2 separate regions of the Homo sapiens genome follow, and region 2 is linked to region 1. The links are chromatin contacts, found by Hi-C in ENCODE. All regions are on one chromosome and are shown on one strand. The core of a region is the stretch at or near the end of the contact, and the rest is flanking DNA. Distances in the headings are between cores, read along the strand shown.

Region 1 (5,640 bases), core at 1,893-4,392:
TCCTAGACTGGGTGGCTTATGAACAACAGAAATTTATTTTTCACAGTTCTGGACGCCAGAAGAATGAGATCAGGGTGCCAGTGTGGTTGTGATGTGGGTGGGAAGGCCCTCTTCCAGTTGCAGACTGCCATCTTTTCTTTGTATCCTCAAGAGGCAGAAAGAGGGTGAGAGAGCTCTCTTGGGTTTCTTTTATAAGGGCATTTATTCCATCACCTCCCAAAGGCCCCACCTCCTAATACCATCACATTAGGGGTTAGGATTTCAACACATGAATTTGGGGGAGCACAAACATTCAGTCCACTGCAAATCGCTTGAGATTAAAATATCTTACTTTGGAAGCTTTTATAAAAATATAAGACCACATGAACATGTCTCTCAGGCTCCTTCTGTGTTGTTGGAAGAGGGCTGGAGTATAAGTTTCTTGGAATCTGCCTTTGGGTTTAGCTTTGGCCATATGCTTTAGAAGGAGCAGTCACAAACCTTGGCACATCTGTAGAAAGGAAGTAACCTAGGATGATGAAGGGTCAGGACACATTGCCATGTGTCCTGCATGACTTATGGGTCATGCAAAGATCTTGGAAAAGAGACAATTCAAGTGGTTCACAAGTTTGTCTTCAGTGCTTGGAGTACTCTCAGGTGGAAGAAATATTTCAACTCAATATAAGGGATCACTTCCTAATGTCAGGCCAGTTTCAATGCAGAATTGACCAGCTTGTAAAGTACTGAGTTCTCTTTAAGGGAATGGCTCCAGGAGAGGATAAGTGAGACCCGGTCAGAGATCTTGTGAAGGAGAGTGGTGGTGATGACGAACGGGGAGTGCAGTGTGAAAGAACCTACCTAATCTTTACACACCTTTGCAAGTTTGAGATTTTTAGGATGACTTTGCTATTAATGTTCTTTGATGCCTTAGTCTCGGTTTTAATGGTCGATATGTAGAAAGTTTTAAAGGTAGTAGGGGCTGCTTTTAAAGTGAGAGAAAAATGTTTTTTAAGACCTAGGGCAGCAATAGTGATTCACTTTGCCTCTATTCATTTTTAGGGTTCTTCTTTCTCCCTCCTTTCCTCCCTTCCTCCCTTCCTCCTCTTTTCTTTTCTTTCTTTTTCTGTTTTTCTTTTCTTTCTTTCTTTTTCCTCCTCCTCCTCCTTCTTCTTCCTCTTCCTCTTCTTTTTTGACAAGGTGACAGGGTCTTGCTCTGTCTTCAAGCTGGAGTGCAGTGGTGCAATCACAGCTCATTGCAGTCTTGAAATCCTGGGCTCAACTGATCTTCCTGCCTCAGCCTCCAGAGTAACTGCGATTACAGGTTCAGGCCACCATGCCTGGCTATTTTTATTTTTATTTCTTTCTTTATTTAATGTATTATACTTTAAGTTCTGGGATATATGTGCAGAACGTGGAGGTTTGTTACATAGGTATACACGTGCCATGGTGGTTTGCTGCACCCATCAACCCATCATCTACATTAGGTATTTCTCCTAATGAGATCCCTCCCCTAGCCCCACAACCCCCGATAGGCCCCTCCTCCCTGATGTGATGTTCTCCTCCCTGTGTTCATGTGTTCTCATTGTTCAGCTCCCACTTATGAGTGAGAAAACGCAGTGTTTGGTTTTCTGTTCCTGTGTTAGTGGGGTCTCACTATGTTGCCCAGATTGGTCTTAAACTCCTGGCTTCAAGAGATCCTCCTGCCTCAGGCATGATTACAGGTGTGAGCCACTGCACCTGGCCCATTTTGACTAGAATGTAACATAGTGGTTAATCAACACAAAGAAGCTAAGGATTGCAGGTGTGGGGTTGCTGGATTTGAGTAAGTTGTGAAGGAGAACATCATGTGGGAACAAACCTCTAGGATCCCTGTTCTTCCAGCAAGAACTGGAATTGGGCCTTTTGTGGGGTGGGGCTCTTTGATTCTGTGGAGGATCCTAACAGTGATGCCTGGGCTGATAGATCCAGGGGACTAAGAAGTCAGGGCTCCTCTGAGACATGTGACAAAACACAGCTGACACTGACTTGAAATAAAAGAGAGAGGATTTATTGGCTTCAAGGGTAGAGTTCACTGCAGACACATCTACCTCCTGAGGTTCCTGAGAGGGTGGGACATCACCCTCTCACCAGCAGCTTTTCTTCCCTCAAAGTTGGCTTCATTGGCATGCACTGTTGGTCCTTGTTACCGTAGGCTTATATCCTTCCAATTTAGTTATCCTAGTTTAAAGAGCTTATTTTTCTGCAGTAATACATCCAAAGCCCTAGGCCGAGTTCCTGGATCAACATGCCCAACCCAGAACCGATCACTGCGGTCCGGAAGATGACTGGCTAGTTCTGGGGGTTGAGGGTGGGAGGTGTCAGTACCCTGGAGCCACAAAGACTCATTGTGGGTGAGGGGGAAGGGCAGTTCCCATAGGAATAATGAACTGCTGTTACCAGAAAAGGCGGAGAAATGGATAATATTGAGCACACACTCAAAAGTCCCAAAGGAATGGCTATCCATTATTTGGGGACTTACTCCATATGGATATAGTTAAATTGTAAAATTGAATAAATCTTCCCTAAATCTGGACAGATGCAAGGGTGGGTGGGGAGGGACACAATATATTTACACTTTAGCATTTTTACTTTTTCTCCTACGTGGGACTGGTTGATGAAGATGCTATAGAAGTAAACAGAAAGCCGAAAGTATTAATACAGTAATTTTAAATTTTAGTGCCCTCTTTAGGCAAAGTATCTGGGAACGCTTTCAATAATCCATTTTTTCATCGTGACCACACCCTGTGTGTGCGACATGAGTATTACCGTCTTGCCCTTGCAGTTGGGGAAACCGAGGCATGACACTCCCCTATTCAGCTTTCTGGTGGGGTTGAGGAACAGTGTTGTCTGCACGACCTCAGAGGGTCTCCTCCACCCTCCGCGACACCTCTAGGAATCCTCCTGTCCTTCGACTTCGCAGAAGGAGAGCAACTCAGGCTCCGCCGCAGCCTCGGGACTCGTCCTCCGCCCAGCCGCACCCGCCCCGTTCTTCCGCACCTTCCTCAGGGAGGTCCCGCTGGCCAAGGTCTGGCTGTCCCTCCTGTCCTCTGCCCCCGCCTCCCTTCCACCGGTCCCCGACGTGCCGCCAGCTCCCAGCCCAGCGTCCCGCAGGGCGGTGCGGGCAGATGCCGCCGAAGCGTCTAGCGGGAAGGGCGCCGGCGCGGCTGGAGGTGAGGAGGCCGGACTCTTCGCTCTCCGCGGACCGGGGCACCGCGGCTGGAGCGGACGCCCGGCACCCGGGCGGGAGGAAGGTGGCGGCAGGGAGCGGCGAGAGGGTGGCGACGCAGGCGGGTCGGCGCCTGGAGAGCGAGCGGCGGGGAGCCGGGCGCTGCGGGGCCGCTCGGGGCCGCGCCGCGCTCGGCCACAAACCTCCCGGAGGCGCAGGACCCCCGGCGCCCTCCCGAGCGCGGGCGGGAGCCATGGCTTCGCGCGTCCCCGCTGCCGCTGCTGACTCGACACAATCGGCGGGTCGCGCGGGGGCCGTGGCGTAACCCGGGGGTGGGTGGCGGCGCGGAGCCGCCTCGAGAGCTCTGGGTGTCGCTGGGAGCTAGGAAGATGCCAGCACAAAGGCGAGCCGAGACCCAGCCCGCTGCGGAGGGCGGCGGGAAGAGCCGCTGAGGGGCGCGCCGAGCGCGCTCTGCCCCTGCGCCGCGTCTCTCCGGGCGCTTCTCGCGGTCTCGGGGTCGGGGACTGCAGCGCAGAGACTCTCGGCTCCGTGGCAGCGGCCGCAGCAGCCGTGAGCTGCATGCAACGCGCGGCGGCGCCCCCGGCCGCCTGCTTTCTCCTCGGCGCGCACGGACCGGCCGCAGGGCGCCGGGGCCGCGGGTCCGGGCGACTTTGGGGGCGCCCTCCCGCCCCGCGGCCGGGTCCCCACCCGCAGCTTGTGGCGACGGGCGCAAAGCCCAGGTGAGCGCGCGGCCCTCGCCGCAGGTAGCGGACGGCGGGAGGTGGCTTTGTTTTTCCTCCCTTGCGCCCCGGCGCGGTCATTCATTTGCCATTTCGGTTTCCGCTGCCCAGGATGTGTTGGATGGTTTGGTTCTCCAGGGAAACTGGGACTTTGGGGTCTATTTGAGCATCAGTTGAGGGAGAGGACGCTTCATTTCCTTTTTGGTTGGGAATGTGCCGTGAACATCCTCTGCTGGAGCTTGGGGCCTGGAGCAAACTGGGGCTGCAGATTTAGACGTAGACGTTTCCGAGGACGCGAGACTGCAGAGGTCTGACTCTCTCATGCCTTGTCTTCACTATTAGCAGCGCTCGGGTGCTTTTCGTCGTTTATTATTATTAATTTAGAGAACATCTTTACAGGCACATTTCTTTTAGAGTTAGAAGTCTTTGGAGTCAGTACAGAGAGCTCACAATTAGAGTTACAAGGGTTCAATCGATATTAAACTTCAGGAAGGAAAACATTTGTGATCATTACAGATAGAGGTGGACAGCATGCAAACTTCGGGGGCCTTTAGCTTTTGGGTTATGATTTCTGCTTTCACTGTCCTAGACTCACGCAAACTGTTTTCGTATATATATACCTTTGTGAAAGTGTGAAACTTGTCTTTTCTGGAGTAGTGTTCTATAGTTTGTCATTTAGAAGAAGAATATTTTAGTGTAATTAGTAGAGCTCTCCATGTGTTTGTCTTATAAATATGATTTTCTTTTTACTATTTCTCCTATTCCCTCGAGGGTTCATTTCTTCTGTTGCTTTGAGAGAGCTTTTTTTCTTTCTCTTCCCAACAGATGGCTGTATGTTCCAAGAGGTTATCTTTAAAATGACACACACATTATCTACAAAGAAAGAAAGATCAGTTATTGACTTTATCTTTGGAGTTATTAAAATAAAAGGCCTAATCTGGATGGGGATATTATTAATGGCGTGAAAATCTGGAGTTTGCTAATCTGTTTGGTCATCAGAAGATTCCTGCGGGGATTGTTTATATAGCGTGGGAGACAGATGGCATCCCTAGCAGACTAGAGAAGCCAGGCATAAAGGGTCATTGTATTCTTCAGAAATTATCCACTTCACTATTAGAGGTGGGGTAGGGTGGGGTGGAGGGTGGCAAAGACATTTTGATCTCTTAAAGGAGACACTGTAACGTTACTATCCAGCAGTCTAACCAGCTTTAATTTTTCTTTTTGTTGAACATTCAAAAAGTCCCAATTGAGCTATTTGTTTTGATTATTTCATTGGCACATTTTGGCTTCGATGTGGTTGTGTGAAGCAGTTTATTAACAAAAATGTCTTTGAACTTAAAAATAATCGTGCTGCTTCTGGGGGAAAATCAGTTGCACCTTTCTTAGCTCTTGTATATAAATGGCCCCTTGGACTCAAACCGTCTTCTGGCTGGAAAGACTTTAGTCTTCATTAGTTTGAATCCAGTTTCCTTCACCATCTCCGTGACAGGTGATTTCCAAATCCCCACCATTTGGCCGCAGACTCTGAGGTTTGGGCACCATGATGATTTCCCAGTCTAAGACATTCGCTTCACCATCGCCTCTATCACGGTATTGGGCAACATTTGGCAATGAATCTTTATGAATGGCTGTGGTGTCGGTAAAGAAATCAAAATCATTCTGAACATTTGAGATAAACCAGCTGGAGCTTTTCTGCGCCTACCACTGTTGTGGATT
Region 2 (5,651 bases), core at 3,001-5,500, 300 kb after region 1:
AATAATAAATGTAAAAAAAAAGAAAAATAGATTACGTGTAGTTGTAATACCTAGTAATCCTTACTGGAAAGAAAAGTGTTAAATAGATATATGGTTGTCATAACACTAAAGTAAAACTTGAGAAAGAAAATTTTGTGGGTTTTTTCTTTCTTTTTTTGCATTGTGGTTGCTTTAGGAATTATTCTACTGCCCTCTAATGGTTGTGATCAGATTTCTTTCAAAATTGTCCTGACAAACGATTTCTCTTGTTAATTCAAGATTTAGTTATTAGTGCCATGTCTTTTATAGCTGATGTGCCTATATTTGTCTAATTAATGTCATACATAAATATATTTCATTATATTCAACTGAATAATTTTCCAACATACGTGCCAAATAATTACTACTGTGGCTTTTAATGAGCTCTAAAAATACATTAATTCTAGCGTTTAAGTTTCTTAGTACTTAATGAAGAAAAATACTGTTCCAAAATCCATACGTATATTCTTAAAACTTGGGAATTCCTGCTATTGCAAAATAGATGAATTGATCATTTGTAGATAGTTTTGTTAATGTGAAAATTCCCTTCCATTTTACTCTAGCTAGATGAGAACAATGTAAATCCTGTAAAATTAAAAATATTATGAAGACAGACTGTATAAAACAGGACTGTTTTGATATCTCTGCATACATATTATGCAAACATTTCTTGATTTTGTATATATTAAATTTTGTTTAGTGAATAATGTATACAAGTGCTCAAATCTGCTCCCTTGTGAATATGAGAGATGTTTGCTATAGATTTGGTGACGTGCTTTTCCAAACCTGAATTCAGAATGCCTATTCTTGATGAAGGCTTTCTGAAATATGAAAGAAAGACTTTATTTATCAGTAATGTACTTAACTATGTTTTGAAAACAACAGAATTAGGTGAAATTAGGACTGGGCCAGGTAATCTAGGACATTTGGTCATCATAACACTAAGGAAAACCTGCAAAAAAAGGAGAGGGGATTGATTATTATTTCCATTGTGGTTGACAAGAACTAAGTATTTGCATGTAATTTTCTTATTCTGCTGCCAAATGGCAATGACATTTACTTCTACAACCTCAAACAAACATGTAACCAAACAAAAACACATTTAAGTTCTAAGGAGTGTTATTTAACAAAACTCCACTCAAGAAATTCAGTTGATCATTCACTCAACCATCAAGTGCTTATTTCTTGCTAGGACGATGAGAAACAACCAGGAGGGAAGTTGGAACAGGGATTTTTGGAATTGAGAAGGAATAACTAAAAAGAATAGTTAAATTATGTCAAAGGAAAACAAAGTGTTGTTTCCTTTAGAGATCATTTAAAGGGGCTTTGTCTACTATTAACAATTACCAATTCCTCTTAACTACTCGAGTCCACGTGCAGTGGCTTCCCAGGTGAATTCTGTTCATTATCATGAGACTATGTTATGAAATAGGTATCATGGGCTCTCCTCTAACCTACTTTTGTTTCAAGTAAAATATCAGATTCATTTACTGCATCTTTTTCTGTAAGATAAGCAAGCAAACAAACAAACATAGAAAAGGATCCTTACCTAGTTAGAACCACTAAACCCCAGGAGAACAAAGGAAAATATTTTCTCTTAACCCACAGCTTTGTTAATATCAGCTTCATGAAGACTAAACTCTGTCAACCTAATCCTATCTGTTTAGTGTTTTTGGCTCTTTGGACTGCTCCCATTCTTACCTCTGTTCATTCTGTCCGTGTGTTTCAGTATTTTCACGACTGTCGTGGCCTTTGTTTTTCCAACTCTTTCTGCCTCTGGTGAATCTCTTCCTTCCACCTCCCCCTATAATTCTCCTTCTTCATCCTTTTGAATGATCAGGCCTTGCTCATCTCTGTATCCTCAGGGTTTAGCACAGGGCTTAGCACATGGCTTAGCACATAATTAATGAAGCTTAGGAGACCCTTGTTCAGTTTATAGAATGTGGGATGCTGGGCCAGGATCTTCAAAGACTAAAAGTGGTGAACAATTTTGCCACTTTCTTTATCTGTTATAACACAGGTATGATAGATGTAATCCCCTATATATTTTTACTTACTTATAGCCTGTATTCTTAAAGTGATTTTGACCTTTTCAAATTACTTTACCATCCTTTGTCCCACTGGATTTGAATCTCACGTGCCTATGGAGAAAGCAAGGGAGTTATTATTATCCCATATTACAGTTAAGCAAATTGAGACAGAGATTAAGTAGTTTTCTTTGTCTCTATGAGTGACAGAGCTGAGACTAGAATCTGCACTGTAGTTCTATATGAAGTGGAGTATAAATATCCTTCCCAAACTATAGATATATAAATTACATATATATATACACACACATAAACTATATATACATATCTATACACACACAGTTTTTGCATAAACATATGAAGTTATTCAAACATAGTTTTTTTTATAGAAACATAGCAGTCTAGAAGTATGTTCCTGTTTGGCTTAAGAGTTTTGTATAGACCCTAACAGTCATGTACTTACTATTCAGACTTGAAAAGGCTGTGGATCTAAAGATTGTTTACTAGTTACTGAGAGAAATCTCCTGCATTGAATTACTTTGGTAGATGCTCTTTGCAAGATCAGATGTGTTTGGCACCATACTACATGTTTCATTGAGTGGAGAGGAGGAAGATGAAATGACATAATTAATTATAAGACCAGCCTTAAGATTTCTGTGCTTAAAGAGCTATTCAGCCCCAGGGAATTACTTCAGGTCTGAGGCTGGGATGAGTTTCTTAACTTAATTGCCACTGCTTCTTGCCCTAATGAAGTTCTTTTTTAACAAAGTGAGGAGCATTTCTGGTGCTCTAGATAAGAAATCAGAATGTGGCCTATTTAGTTATTTTAGTGAGAAGAGGGAGCAGTGAAGGCGATAAAGAGGTATACCTATTTAGAACAATGGGTAATGTAATGATTTATCCGACAGAATTATCCCCCAAATAATTTGTCCCTGAAGAGACTTAATATTTGTTTTACTCTTAGGTAGTAAGACCTGAAAGCTCATTATGATCCCTACACAAACTAGTGTGGTCTCAGGACTCTAACTTGCAATGACTTATGTGAAAATATATCAGCAACACTGAGCCAAATGCAGAAAACAGTTGCCTTGCTGATTGTATTTAAAACTCAAAGCAGAGTCAGCCAATAGAGCCAAAACTGTTACTTAGCTGAAGTTAGGTTTTTTCTGACACTGCCCAACTTCTGTTATTTCCTTCTCTGCTTTCATGGTATCACTTTCCTATCCTCTCATGCTCTCTAATTGCCCAGAGCCCATGCATAGGCCTGCCTGCATTGACAGTACTCTCTGCTCTGAACCACACAACTGCTCACAGCCATCAAAACCTCCTCTTATTTAGCCTGTCGGTTGAAATATGACTCAAAAGTATTTTATACTCAAGTGTACTGAGGAATTAAGGTTCAAGGATGGTTCATTGTGGTCTTCTTTCTTCTTCCCTTCCTCCTCCCTTCCTTTCTTCTTTCCTTTAATTTGTTTTGATAGGGAACAAGTATTTAATGACGGTAAATCAATCAGAATAATTTAGGTTATACTTCAATAATAATGACCAACAAATCTCAGTGGCTTAAGCTAACAAAGGATTACTTCTCATTCCAAGTCAGGTTATCAGGGTCCCTGTGGTCACTCAGGGACCCAGAGAGCCAGGCTGGGGAGCATCCCTGTTCAAACATTGCCACTTGCTGTGTCAAAGGGAAGAAAGCTCTAGAGGGACTCACATCAGCAATAAATGCTTTGACCTGGACATGACACATCTTGAGGGATCCTAGAAAGACTGGAGCAATGTTGACTGTCTTCACACTCATTCTTCTTTGATCCCTAATAACGAACACAGTACTGGGTACAGCAAAGACAATAAATGTTTATTAAAATGAAATCATTTCCAGAGACTCTAGAGTCCTTGGGGTTTGCCTTGGGCTGTCTTAGACTAAAATAGATAACAACCCATAAAGTTTAGACTAAAATAGATAACAGAACCCATACGATTTAGACTAAAATAGATAACAGAACCCATAAAGCTGGAAGAGGTCCAGACTCAGTCTAGTGTCCCTGAGACACTAAAGATAAAACGAATCCAAAGCCCTTTGAATCAGTCTGAGAAGAATAGAGTTCCAGGATGATCATTCACGGCCTGGTCAGTTTCATGAATATCATATTCCCTCTGATGATTCAAGGAAACAGCTGCCATACAGTTATTCCTCTTCTGCTGTTTTGTGCATGGTATTATGCAATAAATATTTATTGACTGACTCATATGTGGACAATCATGACATAGTCAGTTTGTGGAATCTTCTTTAAATATCATAGAAATGAAGACTGTAAGGTTTTGGACAAAACAATCACTTTTCTGTGTGGTGGTATAGTGGAGTTTTTTTAAACTTGCATTTCATTCATATACATCCAACCAAATATACACAGGGAAAAAGAGAAAAAAAGAAAAAAGAATGAGATGTACAGCCCAGGCACCTCAGCCTGCTATTCCATTCACCAAGCTTATATGCCTCTATGAAGGGTGAGATTCTAAAACCTCAGTCTATTGTGATCTCAGTTGAGTGTGATGGTCAGTGAGAGCAACTCATTCCATTGCATGTCCTTCTAGTATAGAAATGTATGGCAAGCATTTTTCCATGCAACTTGGCCCTTAAGTGTATACTAGTTGTGTCATCTGGCACTCACTCAGAGAGCCAATAACCTAGTCCAATACTGGGGGAGAAACTGGCTATGTCAGGGCTCTCTGTAAGGTGGCATATTCATCGCCAGTGTGGTATAATTTTGACTGTGTGTTTCTTTCCTAAAACCAGCTTCAGGATTTAATGGCCCATGTGCAGTGAGACTCCACAACATGTTTGTTCTTTAGTAAATTAGTTCAACCATTGTGGAAAACAGTGTGGAGATTCCTCAAAGATCTAGAACCAGAAATACCATTTGACCCAGCAATCCCATTACTAGGTATTTACCCAAAGGAATATAAATCATTCTATTACAAAGATACCTGCACATATATGTTCATTGCAGCATCATTCACAATAGCAAAGACATGGAATCAACCCAAATATCCATCAATGATAGACTGGATAAAGAAAATGTAGCATATATATACCATGGAATGCTATGCAGCCACGAAAAGGAATGAGATAATGTCCTTTGCAGGAACGTGGATGGAACTGGAAGCCATTATCCTCAGCAAACTAACACAGGAACAGAAAACCAAACACCACATGTTCTCACTTATAAGTGGGAGCTGAAAAATGACAACACATGGACACAGAGAGGGGAACAACACACACTGGGGCCTGTTTCAGAGTAGGACTGGGGGAGGGAGAGAATTAGGGAAAAATAGCTAATGCGTGCTGGGCTTAATACCTGGGTGATGGGTTGATAGGTACAGCAAACCACCATGGCACACGTTTACCTATTTAACAAACGTGCTCTTCTTGCACATGTACCCCAGAACTTCAAATACAAATAAAAGTTAAAAAAAGAGAACTAGACACCAGCTGTGGATACTGCCTTACCTTCTGTAGTCTTTATGTTTCATTTTGTTCAAGATATTTTGCTCTGTCTGCTGTTTCCATACATGGGTCTAGAGTTCTGTCAAAGCTTATATATG

The links. A loop is a pair of places that touch in the nucleus more often than their neighbours do. Pooled maps may share reads with other maps.
Region 2: a loop to region 1 is called in a map of cardiac septum, with 8 times the contacts of the local background. The contact joins the enhancer-like site here to the promoter of HECW2 in region 1. A Hi-C loop is called at or near these places in 18 of 168 maps with a recorded cell type or tissue (Caco-2, IMR-90, MCF 10A and 10 more), 12 of 37 single-sample maps with no recorded cell type and 25 of 50 pooled maps.

Annotation. Positions count from the first base shown.
Region 1 is chr2:196,591,056-196,596,695 of GRCh38, reverse strand. HECW2 (HECT, C2 and WW domain containing E3 ubiquitin protein ligase 2) reads left to right here and starts at 3,142. Exons shown (of 29, transcript NM_001348768.2): 1 at 3,142-3,188. RefSeq lists silencers at 3,184-3,453, 3,534-3,913.
Region 2 is chr2:196,292,855-196,298,505 of GRCh38, reverse strand. All of the region lies in intron 13 of HECW2 (HECT, C2 and WW domain containing E3 ubiquitin protein ligase 2), which reads left to right. Among named protein-coding and RNA genes, the nearest start is that of HECW2-AS1, 36 kb to the right of the region's middle. Within about 2 kb of position 4,250, at least 3 of the 41 ENCODE cell types and tissues checked have a DNase peak (open chromatin) inside an H3K27ac peak, as active enhancers do.